2 separate regions of the Homo sapiens genome follow, and region 2 is linked to region 1. Evidence: read pairs that join two places in POLR2A ChIA-PET (ENCODE). Cell type or tissue: Panc1. All regions are shown on one strand. Each heading gives the region's core, and the rest is flanking DNA. Links, peaks and the distances in the headings are about the cores only.

The links. ChIA-PET counts read pairs that join two places held together with the same protein. Peaks named below come from ENCODE experiments on the same cell type or tissue, not always from the same donor. Only the 100,000 strongest peaks of a DNase experiment are listed, where the experiment ranks them.
Region 2: POLR2A ChIA-PET joins it to region 1 with 18 read pairs; 2 of 35 experiments call an interaction of 5 or more read pairs at or near these places.

What each region holds. Positions count from the first base shown.
Region 1 is chr15:74,494,688-74,503,012 of GRCh38, reverse strand. LOC124903526 (a long non-coding RNA gene) reads right to left here and starts at 6,384. Exons shown (of 2, transcript XR_007064713.1): 1 at 5,958-6,384; 2 at 5,549-5,834. LOC102723714 (a long non-coding RNA gene) reads right to left here and starts at 4,179. Exons shown (of 2, transcript XR_007064712.1): 1 at 4,146-4,179; 2 at 206-853. In Panc1, for the core only: no CTCF peak of the experiment used is centred there; no DNase peak of the experiment used is centred there.
Region 2 is chr15:74,605,728-74,614,052 of GRCh38, reverse strand. It overlaps CLK3-AS1 (CLK3 antisense RNA 1), which reads left to right. Exons shown (of 9, transcript XR_007064715.1): 1 at 1-2,642; 2 at 3,650-3,750; 3 at 3,822-4,451; 4 at 4,924-5,839; 5 at 6,038-6,154. It also overlaps a transcript of CLK3 not described here. Among named protein-coding and RNA genes, the nearest start is that of CLK3-AS1, 5.9 kb to the left of the region's middle. In Panc1, for the core only: no CTCF peak of the experiment used is centred there; no DNase peak of the experiment used is centred there.

The sequences.
Region 1 (8,325 bases), core at 313-8,312:
AAAAAAAAAAAGGAAAGAAAAGAAAAAAAAAGGAAGTAGAATGGTAGAATGGTAGTTAGTAAAGGCTTGGGAAAAGATAATGGGGATTTGTTTAATGGGTACAGAGTTTTAGTTTTGCAAGATGAAGAGTTTTGGAGATTGGTTGCACAACAATGTGAATGTATTTAACACGGCTGCACTGCACACTTAAAAATGGCTCACATGGTAAGTTTTATATTATGTGTATTTGACCACAGTTAAAAATTTAAAAAGCAGGTAAATGAGTCTATGGTGATAGAAGAAGGATAGTGGTTACCTTGGGAAGAGAGATTGACTGAGAAGAGGAATAAATGGGGGTTCTGTGATGCAGATCATTTCTACTTTTTGAGCTGGGTGAGTTCACCAAATTGTATACTTAGGATTTATGTCCCTTCATGTCTGTATGTCATTGTGAGACACATGGTGATGTGTTGCCCAGATCGCCTTCAAGAAAGGACATGCTGCCTAGCTGCAGAGAGAGGGCAGCAGACAATACCAGCTTTCAGTTCCTTCAGAGCCTGCTTCAGCTGCAGGGCTGCCTCACCTGAGGTCATGCCCTTCCTGGGGTAGCCCACATTTGGTGACTGAGCAAGGCAGAGGTATAAAGGTCCAGCCATTTAAACTTGATGCTGGAAAGCCCTGATGAGCACTTCTCATTCTAGAGTGACCTGCTGATCGGCTGAGCTTGGTCGAGCCTGCAGCACAGGTTGACTTTCCCTCTGCCCAGTCCTGCTTTTTCTTCCTTCCTTTCACAGGTATGGGTCCTTAATAAACATTTTGCCTCCCAAACTCTATCTCAGCATCTCCTTCTTGAGAATCTGGTCTTCCACAGTTGCTACCAAAGTAGATGAGAAAGGAGATGGTAAGATGGGGTTTGGAACTGGATCACCACCCATCTGATGATGAGGATCCCATTAGTGGAGGTGGGCAGAGCACAGACAAATGGCAGCAAATTGGGAGAATGTACCAGTAGAACTGGATACTCTAAGGGCACAATGTGCCAGGTACTTGAGATGTATGGAGGGAGTAGTAGCTATGAGGATGATGGAATTGGTGGCTATTGCCAAGCTCCATGGATGTGCTACAGGATAATAAACAACTTAGGGCCAGTAACATGCATTAAAATCCAGGTTATGGGGCCAGGTGCAATGGCTCATGCCTGTAATCCCAGCACTTTGGGAGGCCAAGGCAGGTGGATCACCTAAGGTTAGGAGTTTGAGACCAGCCTGGCCAACATGGCGAAACCCCATCTCTGCTAAAAATACAAAAATTAGTCAGGCGTGATGGCACATACCTGTAGTCCCAGCTACTTGGGAGGCTGAGGCAGGAGAATTGCTTGAATCCGGGAGGCAAAGGTTATAGTGAGCCAAGATCGTGCCACTGCACTTCAGCCTGGGCAACAGAGTAAGATCATCTCAAAAAAAAAAAAAAAAAAAAATCCAGGTTATGAAAAGGAAAAGGCCTCTTTGGTTTATACAAATAAGCCAACATCTCTAGCAGTGAAAGGGTGGAGAAAAGCAAGGACAAAGCCTAGGACTTAATAATCTAAGCAACTGGCCAGGCGTGGTGGCCCACACCTGTAATCCCAGCACTTTGGGAGGCTGAGGCGGGCAGATCACCAGGTCAGGAGTTCAAGACCAGCCTGGCTAAGATAGTGAAACCCCGTCTGTACTAAAAATACAAAAAATTAGCTGGGCATGGTGGCGTGCGCCTGTAATCCCAGCTACTAGGGAGGCTGAGGCAGGAGAATCGCTTGAACCTGGGAGGCAGAGGTTGCAGTGAATGGAGATCGTGCCACTGCACTCCGGCCTGGGGGACAGTGCAAGACTCCATCTAAAATAATAATAATAATAATAATCTGAGCAACTGACTTCAAAGACAGTTAAATGTCCAAATAAGGCACATCTCTTATGCTAAAGTCAAAGTCCTGGTTGGAAAAGCTTGGGACCCTGACACGTGGAATGGAGATATCAGAGTGGATGCTCCTAAAGATTTTTTTTTTGAGACGGAGTCTCGCTCTGTCTCCCAGGCTGGAGTGCAGTGGTGTGATGTTGACTCACTGCAGCCTCTGCCTCCAGGATTCAAGCGACTCTCCTGCCACAGCCTCCCAAGTAGCTGGGACTACAGTCATGCACCACCATGCCCAGCTAGTTTTTTTTGTATTTTTAGTGGAGACGGGGTTTCACCATGTTGGCCAGGTTGGTCTCGAACTCCTGACCATAAGTGATCCACTCGCCTTGGCCTCTCCTGAATATTTTGACTCCACAAATTCCTCTGAATCTCCTGAGCCTACAGAATTGGCCCACTCCTCCCTAGTAAGAACTACCACTCTCTCCCTGCTGAGGGACAATGCAGTGCCTTTCTCCACAAAGCAACAGCTCCCCCTCAGAATCTGCCCCCACATTGCCTCCTAGCCTATACTAGGTTAGCTACAGCATAACCCAGCTGGAGAGGTGCTGGGTATGATAGGGGTGGAAAGGGACTATATGCCACAGAAATAGCAAGACCTAGCCAGCATGTATTGGCAGGAGCCAGGGAGATACATGTGGAACTGGATTCTGAGAGTGCTTGATGAAGGAGAAGGAATATAAAATTGGATAGGGAAGAGTTTATTGACTTGGGAATCCCTCTTTGTTTCTTTTCGTTTCTTTTCTTTCTTTTTGAGATGGAGTCTCACCCTGTCAGGCTGGAGTGCAATGGCGCAATCTCAGTTCACTGCAACCTCTGCCTCCCGGGTTCAAACAACTTTCCTGCCTCAGCCTCTCGAGTAGCTGGGATTACAGGCACGTGCCACCATGCCCAGATAATTTTTGTATTTTTAGTAGAGACGGGATTTCACCATGTTGGCCAGGCTGGTCTCGAACTCCTGACCTTGTGATCCGCCTGCCTCGGCCTCCCAAAGTGCCGGGATTTCAGGTGTGAGCCACTGCGCCCGGCAGGAATCTCTCTTTCAAAATACAAGATTTAACATCCTGGCAAGGACAATAGGAGATGGTACAATCTTACTACCAGGATGGATCCTAGAAGCATGGAAAAAGTGATGACCTATGCCAAAGAAAGCTTACATGCCGGAATTGCTATGGCAGATAGTGATGGTAGAATGAAAAGACTCAGGGAAATAGGTGTGCCAGAATGGATAGACTATAGGTAACCAGAAGATCTCCTAGCTAATTATGCCTCATGAGAAGGCCCAGAGAACACGTTTTCATCTGTTTTCTGTTGCTCTCACTGCATAGCACAGACTGGGTAGTTTATAAGAAGTTTACTGAGTTCATGGTTCTGGAGGCTGGGAAGCCCAAGAGCCTGAAGTCAGGATCTGGTGAGATCCTTCTTGCTGTGTCATAACATAGCAGAGAACATCACATGGTGAGAGGGCAACCAGAAAGATTCTGGTTACTCTTGCTTGCTTTTATAACAAAGCCATTCCCATGATAGAGCTTGCTTTTATAACAAAAAAACAAAGCTTGTTTTTATTGCAAAGCCATTCCCGTGATAACGAACCTACTCCCATGATAATGACATTACTCCATTCAAGAGGGCAGAACTCTCATTACTCCATATATTCATTCATGAGGGCAGAACTGACATTAATCCATTTATGAGGGGAGAACAATTAAGTTTCTAACACACAGATTTTTAGGGGCCACATTCAAACCATAACAACACACTACTTATCAAGGCCGTGAAGAATTTGCTGCCCGGCATGGTGGCTCACACCTGTAATCCTAGCACTTTGGAAGTCCGAGGTGGGTGGATCACTTGAGGTCAGGAGTTTGAGACCAGCCTGGCCAACATGGTGAAACCCTGTCTCTCCAAAAAAATATAAAAATTAGGCCGGGCGTGGTGGCTCACGCCTATAATCCCAGCACTTTGGGAGGCCAAAGTGGGTGGATCACTTGAGGTCAGGAGTTCGAGACCAGCCTGGCCAACATGGTGAAACCCCGTCTCTACTAAAAAATAGAAAAATTGGCCGGGCGCAGTGTCTCACGTCTATAATCCCAGCACTTTGGGAGGCCGAGGCGGGCGGATCAAGAGGTCAGGAGATCGAGACCATCCTGGCTAACACGGTGAAACCCCGTCTCTACTAAAAAAAATACAAAAAATTAGCTGGGCGTGGTAGCGGGCACCTGTAGTCCCAGCTACTTGGGAGGCTGAGGCAGGAGAATGGCGTGAACCCAGGAGGTGGAGCTTGCAGTGAGCCAAGATTGTGCCACTGCACTCCAGCCTGGGAGACAGAGCGAGACTCCTTCTCAAAAAAAAAAAAAAAAAAAAAAGAAAAATACAAAAATTAGCCAGGCATGGTGGTGTATACCTGTAATTCCAGCTACTTGGAAGACTGAGGCAGAATCGCTTGAACCCAGGCAGCGGAGGTTGTAGTGAGCCGAGATTGTGCCACTGCACTCCAGCCTGGGTGACAGAGCGAGACTCTATCTCAAAAAAAAAAAAAAAAAAAAAGGGCTGGGTTTGGTGGCTCATGCCTGTAATCCCAGCACTTTGGGAGGCCAAGGCGGGTGAAACACCTGAGGTCAGGAGTTCGAGATTAGCCTGACCAACATGGTGAAACCCCATCTCTACTAAAAATACAAAAATTAGCTGGGTGTGGTGGTGCATGCCTGTAATCTCAGCTACTTGAGAGGTTGAGGCAGGAGAATCACTTGAACCCGGGAGGCGGAGGTTGCAGTGAGCCAAAATTTTGCCATTGCACTACAGCCTGGGCAACAGCGAGACTCTGTCTCAAAAAAAAAAAAAAAAAAAAATATATATATATATATATATATACACACACACACACACATATATATACACACACACACACACACACAAAATTAGCTGGGTGTGGTGGCAGGTGCCTGTAATCCCAGCTACTCGAGAGGCTGAGGTTCGAGAATTGTTTGAACCTGGGAGGCGGAGGTTGCAGTGAGCCAAGATCGTGCCACTGCACTCCAGCCTGAGTGACAGAGCAAGACTCTGACTCAAAAAAAAAAAGAAAGAATTTGCTGGTGAGAGGCTCACCAGAATAAAAAGTACTAAAAAGATAAGTACTCGCTCTCCTCTGTAGGCTAGGACTGATAATAGAAGAGACTAGTACAGAACTTGACTTACTGATAGCAATGAGGATAATGGGACACTGAAACAAACAAACAAACAAAAGTCCAGATGGCAGTGCTTAACTTCCGGAAGCTAGGCAATGGCAATTATCATCATGGCTGGTGAGGTTTGAGTGGCAGCCAGGAACACCTGGCCAACAGAGAGTTATGGAGATGACTAATAAAGCAAAATGTCCCTAGGGGCAAATTAGATGGGCAATTGTTAAGGGTACTACTCAGCTTGTACTAGCAGAAGAAATTAAGGAAAGATGACTAGAAGACTGAAGGCCATAGCCCAAGAAAAATTCACAATCCCTTTCCTAGTGTTCAGACTAGAGCCAGCTTGAGACTTGGAATCCCATGATTAAAGAGGTGGCTGGGTCCCTAGGAGGAAGGACCCTCAATACTATAACAAGAATATGTGATAATGATCCCCTCAGTTCTTTCTCAAAAAGACCAATGGCCATTTATTTGGGTAACTGTGCACCTGGGAAAGAAAAATACCTAGACATATCAGGGTCTGTTGGATGTAGGGTCTGTGATGACAATGATGCTCGAGGCCTGAAGCACCATCATAACCTCTCCTTGTTAGAGTGCAGGAAGCACATGGGGCCAGGTTGTAAGTGAAATCCTGTCTTGGGCCTGGCTTACAGTACAGCCATTGGGTCCTTGGAGCCACTCAGTGGTCATTTCCCAGTCTCTGAGTTCATAACCAGGATTGGTTTACTCCTGGGGGACAACAAAGAAAAGTGTTGAGAGTAGGTACAGCAGAAATTAGTTCCATCCTTAGGATATAAAGGATACAGGGATGGTGGTTTCTATCATGTATCTGTTTAATTCACCACTCTTGACCTTATAGAAACCAGATGATCCTGGAAGGTGACTGTAGACTGCCATGAGTTCAACCAAGTACTATAGCCCCGATTACAGCCATTATGTAAGATGTAGTATCTTTGCTACAGCAGATTACTTTGGCCTCGGGAACATATTATACAACCACTGATTTGGCAAATGTGTTCTTTTTTATCCTAATCAGAAAAAGAAAAAGAGTCAGAAAAAAGTTTGCATTTACATGGAATGGGCAACAATATACATGTGAGGTTTTCCTCCCAGGGCTATGCCTTCCACTCTATGTAAAATACAGTCTGAAGAGATTTGGACTATCTCAACCTTGTCCAACCCACGGCTTGCAGGCTGTACATGGCACAGGAGAGCTTTGAAACTTTCTTAAAACATTATAATTTTTTTTTTTTTTTGAGACAGAGTCTTGCTCTGTCACCCAGGCTGGAGTGCAGTAGTGTAATCTCAGCTTACTGCAACTTCCGCCTCCCAGCTTCAAGCGATTCTCCTGCCTCAGCCTCCCGAGTAGCTGGGATTACAGGCGCCCGTCACCATGCCCAGCTAATTTCTGTATTTTTAGTAGAGACGGGGTTTTGCAATGTTGGCCAGGCCAGTCTCAAACTCCTGACCTCAAGTGATCTGCTCACTTTGGCCTCCCAAAGTGCTGGGATTACAGGCGTGAGCCACTGCGTCTAGCCTTTTTTGTGATTTATTTTTTGGCTCATCAGCTATCGTTCGTGTTAGTGTATTTTATGTGTGGCCCAAGACAATTCTTCTTCCAATGTGGCCCAGGGAAGCCAAAAGATTGTACACCTCTGAACTATCTGGACATACTTTAGAGTTTCATGCTGATCCATTGCATTGATGACAATATGTTAATGAGCCAGATGAACAAGAGATGGATAATACACTGAAGGCCTTGGTAAATAAGACAGGCACTTCAGAGGGCACTCTGTGAAGATTCAGGGACCTTCTACATCTATAAATTTTTTTTTTTTTTGAGACAGAGTCTCACTCTGTTGCCCAGGCTGGAGTGTACTGGTGTGATCTCGGCTCAGTGCAAGCTCCCACTCCCGGGTTCACGCCATTCTCCTGCCTCAGCATCCCGAGTAGCTTGGACTACAGGCACCCGCCAGCACGCCCGGCTATTTTTTTGTATTTTTAGTAGAGACGGGGTTTCACTGTGTTAGCCAGGATGGTCTCGATCTCCTGACCTCGTGATCCGCCCGCCTCAGCCTCCCAAAGTGCTGGGATTACAGGTGTGAACCACCGCGCCCAGCAAAATTTTTATTTTTTTATTTTTTTGAGATGGAGTCTCGCTCTGTCACCCAGGCTGGAGTGCAGTGGCACGATCTTGCTCACTGCAACCTCTGCCTCCCAGCTCCTGCCTCAGCCTCCCGAGTAGCTGGCATTACAGGCACCCATCACCATGCCCAGCTAATTTTAATATTTTTAGTAGAGATGGGGGTTTTGCTGTGTTGGCCAGGCTGGTCTCAAACTCCTGACCTCAGGTGATCTGCTCACCTCGGCCTCCCAAAGTGATGAGATAATAGGCATGAGCCACTGCGCCAAGCCCCAACATCCCTAAAATTTTTAGGAGTACAGTTGTCAGGGGCATGTTGGGATATCCTCTTCAAAGTAAAAGACAAATTATTGCATTTTATGCCTTCTCCCACAAAAAAGGAAGCGCAACACCTGGTGGATCTCTTCAGATTCTAGAGTCAGCATATTCTACACCTAAGGATGCTGCTGTAGTCTATATACCAGGTGTCACGAAAGACTGGAAGCTTTGAGCAAGGCCTAAAGCGGGCCCAGAGCATGACAGAGCTTTGCAGTAGATACAGGCTACAGTGTAAACAGTCCTACTCCTAGGACAATACAATTCAGCATATCCTATGGTGCTGCAGATTATCAGAAGTGGGAGAAGATGCTATGTATAATTTGTGTCAAGCTTTGGAAGTGGCACTGGGGCTCTGGAGCAAGACCCTACCATCTGCAGTGAAGATTTAAACATGCTGTTGAAAAACAACTCCGGGCCAGGTGTGGTGGCTCATGCCTGTAATCCCAGCACTTTGGGAGGCCGAGGTGGGTGGATCACTTGAGGTCAGGAGTTCGAGACCAGCCTGGCCAACATGGTGAAACCCCGTCTATATTAAAAATATAAAAATTAGCAGGGTGTGGTGGTGTGCACCTGTGCTCCAAGCTACTCAGGAGACTGAGGCAGGAGAATCACTTGAACCCGGGAGGCGGAAGTTGCAGTGAGCCAAGATCGCGCCACTGCACTGTAGGCTGTGTGACAGAGCGAGACTCTGTCCCAAAAACAAAACACCACAGAAAAGCAACTCTGGTATGCTACTGGCCCTTAGAAGAAACAAAATGG
Region 2 (8,325 bases), core at 233-8,232, 110 kb before region 1:
AAGAGAGCAAAACTCCGTCTCAAAAAAGAAAGTTAGGAGCCGCTTCAGTGTACAGTGGGTGACCCAGATTGGCTGCTGAGGTCCTGCCCCCTAAGGTCCTATCTCAAAAGCTGAAGATTTTGAAAAATCCCAGGCCATCTGAGATGCCATTCCTGCCTGGTACCCATGGCCTCGACCACACTAGCCAGGTTCCATCTCGGGGTTTCATCAGCTCAGATGAGGTGGAGTAGGAGGCCTCTCTGGTGTCTCCTCCTCCCACCACTTAGTGTTGCCTGAGTTTCCATGGCTCCAGGATACTAGCCCTGAGGGATGGATGTTCTCAGAGAAGCTTCTGTCCCCGGGATGGATGTTCTCAGAGAAGCTTCTGTCCCCAGCCCTGCCCTGAGCTATAGGCTCTGATGGGGTAAGTTAGTCACCTTCCCACAAAACTGCCCACCACTGAGAATCCAGGAGTCCCTACCTCCCAGCCACGAAGCAACTCTCTTTTTCTGAGGTGGAACAGAAGCCATCTCCCAGCTGTCTCCCTCTCCACACTTTGCAGCCTGGAGGCCATCCTGCCTGAGATTCTACCCTTAGAGCTTCATTCTTTTGTGACTTTCACACCTTTCAGAAACTTGGAGAAAGATCTGCCCCCAGGTGAGGTTTGGGTAACTCCTCCACTCCCATCCCCACCTCAGAGGAGGCTTGCTCCACCTCCACTGCCCCTCAGGCCCAAGCTCCTGTCTGGGTCCTCAGCCTCTGTGGAGTTGAGGTCTGTAGCATATCTCAAGGGCACTGGGGAGGTGCCGCTGCCCTGCATCCTCCCAAACCCCACAGCTCCTCTCACCCCTTTTGGTCTCCCTTTTGCCCCCCACCTCCACTTCCACCAAGCTTAGGGCTCAGTTCACTGCCCGCCAGGCCCAGCTGCTCTGATGCCCTCCTTGTTCTATTGTCCTTACTGTCTCCTCTGTCTGCCTCATCTGACTTTGCCTTCTCTGGAGGCAGTTAATTCACCTCTGAGCCTTGGCCCCAGGGTCACCTCCCTGGAAAGCCTTCCTGGGGCTGCCCTGGCCTGCCCCCCTGCTCAGGACAATCTGGCCTGCATGTGCACTCCATTCTGTGGACCATGAGCCCCTCCCGGACCAAGCTGGGCACAGCTCAGCTTCTCACTAAGGGCAGGGGGCTGCCATGGAAAGCCTGTCACTTCTAACTGGCAAGACAGAGCACCCAGGTAGAGTGGCATTGTGGGAGCTGTACCCAGTATGGGAGGTGGGGGCAGCGGCCAGTCCTCATGGTCTGTCTTAGAGAAGCCTTGTGTGGCAGTGACATTTTGGAGGGGAGACAATTTTGGAGGGGGCTGCAGGAGCCTGGGCCTGGAGTAAGGGGAGAGGAGAGTCAAGCTGTCCAGTGGGGAGAAGGCCTGGTGGGCGATGGTGCCATCCTGAGTGGAGAAGGCCTGGGAATGTGAGGAGTGGGGAGGTCAGGGTGGGGGTGGTAGAGGTGCTAGGTGTAACCACTGCTTAGGTGAAGACAACTCCTGTGCCCTTTCAGAGCCAGGGCAGGGTGCCTCGTGCCCAGGGTTGGGAGTTGGGAGGCAGTGGACTTGGGCCCAGACCCTAGAGGTGAGGAGGGTGATGGTGAGGGGTGTAGGGATGGCAACACTGGCAGAATAGCCCCTGTCTACCCTCTGACCTTCCTCACCAAGCTGGTGGGTGAGAGGTCCGTCAGGGCCTCCATATTACAGCTGAAGCTATGGAAGCCAGAGAGGTACCTGAGCAGTGACTTGACTTAAGGGCTCTGACCCCCACATCATAGCTAAACTGTGGTGGCCCCCAAATGCTCCCCTGCCATTTCCAGACTTCCACACTGGAAGGGGGAACGTGGCTCTGGTGCAGACAGTGTTGGGTGGGGATTGCAGCTCCTCACGGGACTCCCTGCCGGACTTGGGCACCAATTTCCCCTCAGGAGTGCCTGCTGCGCCTCCCCAGACCAGCTGCTGTGAGGATAATGGGGTTTGTGTTCAGCAAGTGGCCACCCCTGGCAGCACCCACAGCTCATGGAAACCACTGGGAACTGAGAACTGTTTAGTGGAGTTGAGGCTGGTGTTTAGTGAAGTTCCAATCACCAGGAGACTTTCGGGCCAGAGGATCAGGGTTGAAGGGTTTTAGTGCGTGCTCAGCCAAAGGGCCTCAATTCTGAGTCTGAGAAGAGGCCTCAGAGCCTGGTGCTTTGGGAAGCCAAGACTACCCCAGCTCCAGGATCTGTCCTGTTCTCAGGTCCCACTGAGGCAGAGCCCATGGACTTGATGCCCAGCCCTGCCCGCTGTCTCTGGAACTCCTATTTCCTCGGGGCATTGGACCGTGTCTGCCCACCAAGCCCCACTGAAGGGTGCAGGTGAGCATAGGAAAGTTGGGCATGGCAGCCCCCTGGGGCCTGGGCTGAAGTCTGGCTCCTCTTTCCCTGGCATGTGCTCCAACAGGGCCCCCGAGCGGGACTGGAGGCGGGCAGAGAAGGACCTGTGGGAGCAGCTGGCAGAAAGCAGGCAGCAGAGGGCCGAGCTGGCAAGCCGTCTTCGGGCAGTGCCGGAGGCCCTGTCGGAGCAAGCCCTGGTGCTGCAGAGGCGGGAGCACAAGCTGGGACTTGGCTGGTCCCTAAAGCAGAAAGTGAGGCCCTGTCCTCCCCCATTCCTTCTTCCTGGGCTTTCTGTAGCTGAAAGGAGGTCCCCTGAGCTAGCAAGATCCCCTTAGCAGGCTGAAGCTCCAGAATGCCCAGAGCTGGTGTCCACATCTGGTGCCATATTCTCAGGGAGGCTTTCCGGGGTCTGGGGCACCCAGAGGAGAAAGGGAAATGGAGTCCCCAGCAAGGCTGCGGTGTTGAACAGAGATGTCTCTGAATGGTGCCCCTGGAAGGGTGCAGGGTGTTGCCTGAGAGGCATATGCTGGGGGTGGCTAGGGACACTGCTGGAGGTGAAGGAAGGGCCAGGGTCCCTGTGGCCCCCCAGGGAGAATCTGAGGGAGGGAGGGGCTGGTTTTAGCTCCATAGACTGAAGAGCTTCCTTAGAAGCCCAATCTCCCCGAGTGAAACAGGCGAGCCCCAGAGAGGGGGAGATGGCTGTGCAAGCTGAGGGTTCTTGGGAAGGTTACCAGGATCTCTGCCTCATGTGAGGGTAGGAAAGGGACACCGTGTGATGGCCCAGTTACGCAAGCCTTCAGTGACTCTGTGTCTTAGCTCACAGCTGGCCCACCTGGAGCCACTGCTCCCTACCAGGCCTGGGGGACCCTTGGGACCCAGTTGACAACCTCATGTCTGCCTGCCCTTTAGCATGCCACAGCAGTCCTGCTGGCCTCCACCCTGAAGCTGTCAGCAGCTGGAGAGCAGCTGGAGAGGCGGTGTATCTCGGGCCCAGCTGGAGGTAGAGATGCACAGCTGGAGCCTGTCGTGATAGATAACAGCCAAAAGCAGCCCCTCAGGGCCCCAGGGCACAGTCCCTTGTATATAAGCCAGGGCATGGGTCCATGTTGGGCTGTCAGCTGGGCTGCTGGCTGCCAGTCCGCCTGCGTTATCAAAGGCTGCAGACACTGCCCTGCCTGGTGGGAGGCAGGGAAGCTAGCCCTACCTATCTGAGGCTCTGTGCTGCCTTCAGCCCTCCCACTCAGCCTCCTCCTAGCAGGTGGAGTGCTCCCTGGCCTGCCTGGAGCAGGAGAGGCACCAGATGCAGGGATCCCAGGGACAGGCTGAGTGGAGGAGGCCAGACCAGAACATAGAAGACAAGTGAGTGGGGCTGGGCTGTGGGGGAGGGGTGGGGTGGCAGGGAACAGGCAGACCATCCCTTCTACCCACAGGATCCTGCTGCTGCAGACAGAAGTGGAAAAGGCCTAGCGGCATTTGGACCAAATGACCCAACAGCCTGTTGGCCCAGAGCCCAGCCTGGGGATCCCCCAAGTGGGTGCATGGCAGGCCCTGCGCACTGGCCCTGCTGTACCTTTGACTCTGCCCCACACTTTATTCTCTGGTCCTCATTATTGAAGCATTATCTAGAGAAGGAAGGCAGCGCAGGGGCTTAGTCCAGCCAAGAGAGGGATCCTCTTCCAACATTTGGGAATACCCTGGGATCATTCAGTGACTTCCCTCCTGGTTCAGATGGGAAAACTGAGACCAGAGAGCAGAGGAGAGCTTGTTCAGAGTCATAACTTGAGTTGGGGCCAGGACCCTGCCACAACATGCCCTGAGGCATCAACGGTCTGCCAAGACCACCCCAGTGTGGTCTGGAAGCTGGAAGGAGACCCCAGGATTCTGGACCAAGTGTATCTACAGGAGATGCTGGTGCCAGGCCTGCAGATCCAAGAGCAGAGCTGGGATGGAGGCAGGGCCCAGGAGCTTCGGGACCCAGAGTCTCCATGCCAGCAGCTGAGACCCCTGCCCAGGCTCAGGACACAGTCCGTCTGCAGGAGCAGTTGCTGATACTCACTGAGGTTGGTCAAGACAGCTGGCAGGGGCAGCCCCACAGGAAAGGGAATCTGGGCATTAGCTGATCCAGGCCATGCCCATCTGTACCAGGGGGCAGAGGCAAGGGAGCCTGGGCCCCATTCCTGGGGGATTCCAATGTAGGGCAAGGGGCTCTAGGGGCACAGAGGAAAGGAGAATGACCAGGAGAGAGAGATTCTAGCAGGGCGTCCACACAGTGACACTCCAGAGAGCACCATCCTCATCTTCACATAACTGGCCCCCCTGCTAGTGTGCAGCCAGGCACTGGTCCAGAGTCGTAGCCTGGAGTGTAGAGAAGCCTCTGCGGGCTGGGGTGGTCAGAGAGGCCTCCTGGAAGGGCTGAGACCCAGAGGAAGTGGAGTTCGGGGCCTCTGAGGAGGGGCTGCATGGGTAAAGGCTGGAGCTCCACAACCCTGGTGGAGGCTGAGCCACAACTCGGTGGGGTGGGGATCTCCCCAGGTGAACAAGAGACTCAGAAGAGCTGGGCCAGAGCCACCAGCAACTAGGGGCCTGCTTGGAGCAGCTGCAGCATCTGCAGGGAGAGCAGATGGTGTTGGGGGGCCATTGCAGGCCCTGGAGGCAGAGCACACCTGGCTACTTCAGGAGAAGGTGGGGCTGCTAGCAGCACTGGGTGTGGCCCCGGGCCAAGAGTCCTGGTAGGTGGCTGCTTGGGCCCATCCTCAGAGTGTCCAAGCCAGGCTGGGGTGGGGGCTCTGTTCTCACTGTAGGTGAGATGGCCCTCTCAGCAGGCGGTGGGCCAGTCTCTGTCACCAGCTGGCTGAGGGGGAATGGCCCAGAGCCCTAAACCCGGAATCACACGACCAGAGCCAGTCTCCCTTCCCCAGGTATCAGCGCTCCTGGTTGTCACATTCTGGCTCTTTTATGGGGTGGGAAATCTTTCAGCTTCAAGAAGTCCTGTCTCGCCTACATATGGCCAAGCCCCTCCTGCTGGCCCAGGGGCAGGTGGGAGGTGGGGGTGAGATGACCTTAGCTGCTGGGTGCAAGTCAGGGTCCTTGGGAGTAGAAGTGCCCAGTACAAAGGGGTTCTGTGTGTGCAGGGAGCCATGAAAGAGGCATCTCTGCCCCACTCCCCCTCCTAGTTCATAAGACAATAATCACTGAAAGGGAGTGGGGTGGGGGTGATCTGGGGTCCATGCTGTACCTGGACTGCACCATTTCTTCCAGTACACTCCAGGTCCTGGAGGTACCAGTGCCCCTCAGGAAAGAGCTAGAGGCACAAGAATCACATCCCAGGCTTCATGAGGAGATGGCTGAATATTGGAAGGCACGCTGGCACCGGCTGGCAGTTGCCCTGAAATTTAAAGAGGAGGAACTGCAGAGACTCCAGAGGCAGAGTGGGACCTGGCCTCCCCAGGTGGGCACTGTCTCCCACCTTCTTCTCCACCCCCTCAACCCCGTTCTCCCCATTGTCTTCCCCACTGCCCAGTCTTTCCCATACAAACCAATTAGTCTCTTACCCCTCCTTAGGATGCCCCCATCTTGATCCTATACTTCCTTCCCATTTTCTGCCTCTTCCTCATCATGCCCCATCATTCTCCATCCATGTTTTCAGCATGCATTTATTGAGCATCTGCTACATGCCTGGCCCTCTTCTGTGTGCAGAAGCAATGTCAAATCAGATCACTCCTTGTCCTCAACAGCTTATGGTTTGGGGGCACCCGGTAATTGAGTAAGCAATTATTTATTTATTATTGATTGATTTATAATCGATTGATTGATTGCATCAGGGTCTCTGTCACCCAGACTGAGGTGCAGTGGTGCAATCATAACTCACTGCAGCTTCAAACTCCTGGACTCAAGCGATCCTCCTGCCTCAGGTAGCTGGGACTGCAGGCACGCATCACCATGCCTGGCTAAGTTTTTTTTTTTTTTTTTTTTTTTGTAGAGATGGGGGTCTCACTACATTGCCCAGGGTGGTCTTGAACTTCTGACCCTCAAGCAGTTCTCCCACCTTGGCCTCCCAAAGTTCTGAGACTACAGGCATGAACCACTGTGCCTATTTTGCAAGTAATAATTTAATGTGCCAGATGAGGGAAGAGGCACAGTGGGAGCTGGTTAAGGGGTGGCAGATAGGAGAGTCCCTCCCAGAGAAGGGGTTTCTGAGCCTCTGAACCCTCACACAAGGATAGACAGGCATTTTCCAGGAGGAGAGAGGAAATGAAGGGCATTTCAGCAAGAGGAAACTGCACATACATATACCCAGAGAGACAGGGGAGGAGTGTTGTAAATAGCCCCTGATCCACTTGAGAAGGAGAGTGGGTGAGGGGGTTACTATGGACATGGGACAGGGGCCAGATCTAGGGTTTAGATGTCCCAGCTCCTGTCCACCTGACTTCACCTCCAGCTTGGTGGCTGCCTTCTCCTGGTCAGCATCCCTTAGTCTCCTGGGCAAGTGTATGTGTGCATGGACAGACAGACACACAGACATGCATGCACACACACACCCCCAGGATACACATCAGACATCTGCAGACACCCCCAGATATGCACACACACAGACACAGAGAGAGATACAGACACCAACGAGGTGCCTGGGAGCCATAGGGAAGTAGTATTCTAAGGACCCCATGTGGGATCCACGCTCTGCCACAAGGCACCTGACTGAAGCTGATCTGCTGATCTCGATGGAAGGAAAAGGAGAGAAAGCTTAGCTGGCTTTGGGCCTCATAAAGGTTGAGTTGGTCTAAATCAGTGTATCTCAAATGGGTACACAACTGTGCTCATAGGGGGCTGTTCCTTAAGTCTGCAGTGTAGTCTGCCACTATATATTTGTACAGAGGAAAATCTCAGTTTTTTGTTTTGTTGTTTTTTTTTTTTGTTTGTTTGTTTTTGTCTATTTCTCAAACCAGACCCTTGAGGGTCAGAAGATATATCCTCAGCGCCTGGATGGGCTATATTCTTTGGTCAAGTCTGAGGACTTGCAGTGGGCAATGTCAGTGAGAAGGTAGTGGAGTGACAGAGGGCTGGGCCCTCGGCAGATTTGTCTCCTAGCAGGAAGAGGTGCTAGGTGAGCCGGATGCACTTAACCTGCACGTGATGCATAAGCCAGTGCCACTTTGGGCCCCACATGCAGGGCCTTCCAGCCCCTCAGAGACTGTCCAGGCCATTTTTACTCCCTCCCTGGACCCCTAGAAGGCCAACCCAGGACTCACCTTCTACAGGCAGGTGGGGACCCTGGGCTCTGGGCCTATCCAGCAAGGATGGCCTAAAATGCAGACCCTGGGTCCTGGGCAGGGGTCCTGTGCAGAGTGGCTGATGAACCAGACTAGCAGTGCACTTCCAGCAGGGCGAGGCTCTTGGAGATGGGGCAGCAGCTGGATAGGGTCTGGACAAAGCCATATTGCATCAACGTCCGGCTGGCCAGGGGGTTCACGGGCTCAGCACCCAGCGCTCCCAGGGCCTCTGGCATGCTCCACCTCCAGTCCCATCCCCAGCCTCAAGCTCCTCCACCCAACCCTCTCTGGGTGTCTACCTCAGTCTGTCTTCCATCCAAGGATTCAGTAGTCTGCACTGTCCCCAGATTAGTGGCTAAGATTGTGGGTTTAAATCTTGGCTCCACAATATACTAGCTGTGTGACCTTGGGCAGTTCCTCTGCCTCTCTGGGCCTTATCTGTAAAAGTGAAAATAACAGTTATCCTCCCTGAATGAGTGCCTAAGAGGATGACATTTGACAAGCACGTGAAAACACATGGCATTCAGTCATGAAGCATTAGCCACTATGATTGCACAGTTCCTGCTGCTGCAGGTGTGGTCACTTTGAGGAGAAAGTTCTCCTCGAAGTCAGGGTCCTTTTGGGGCCAGAGAGCTGCCACATGGGGCTGGATCCCACTTACCCTCTG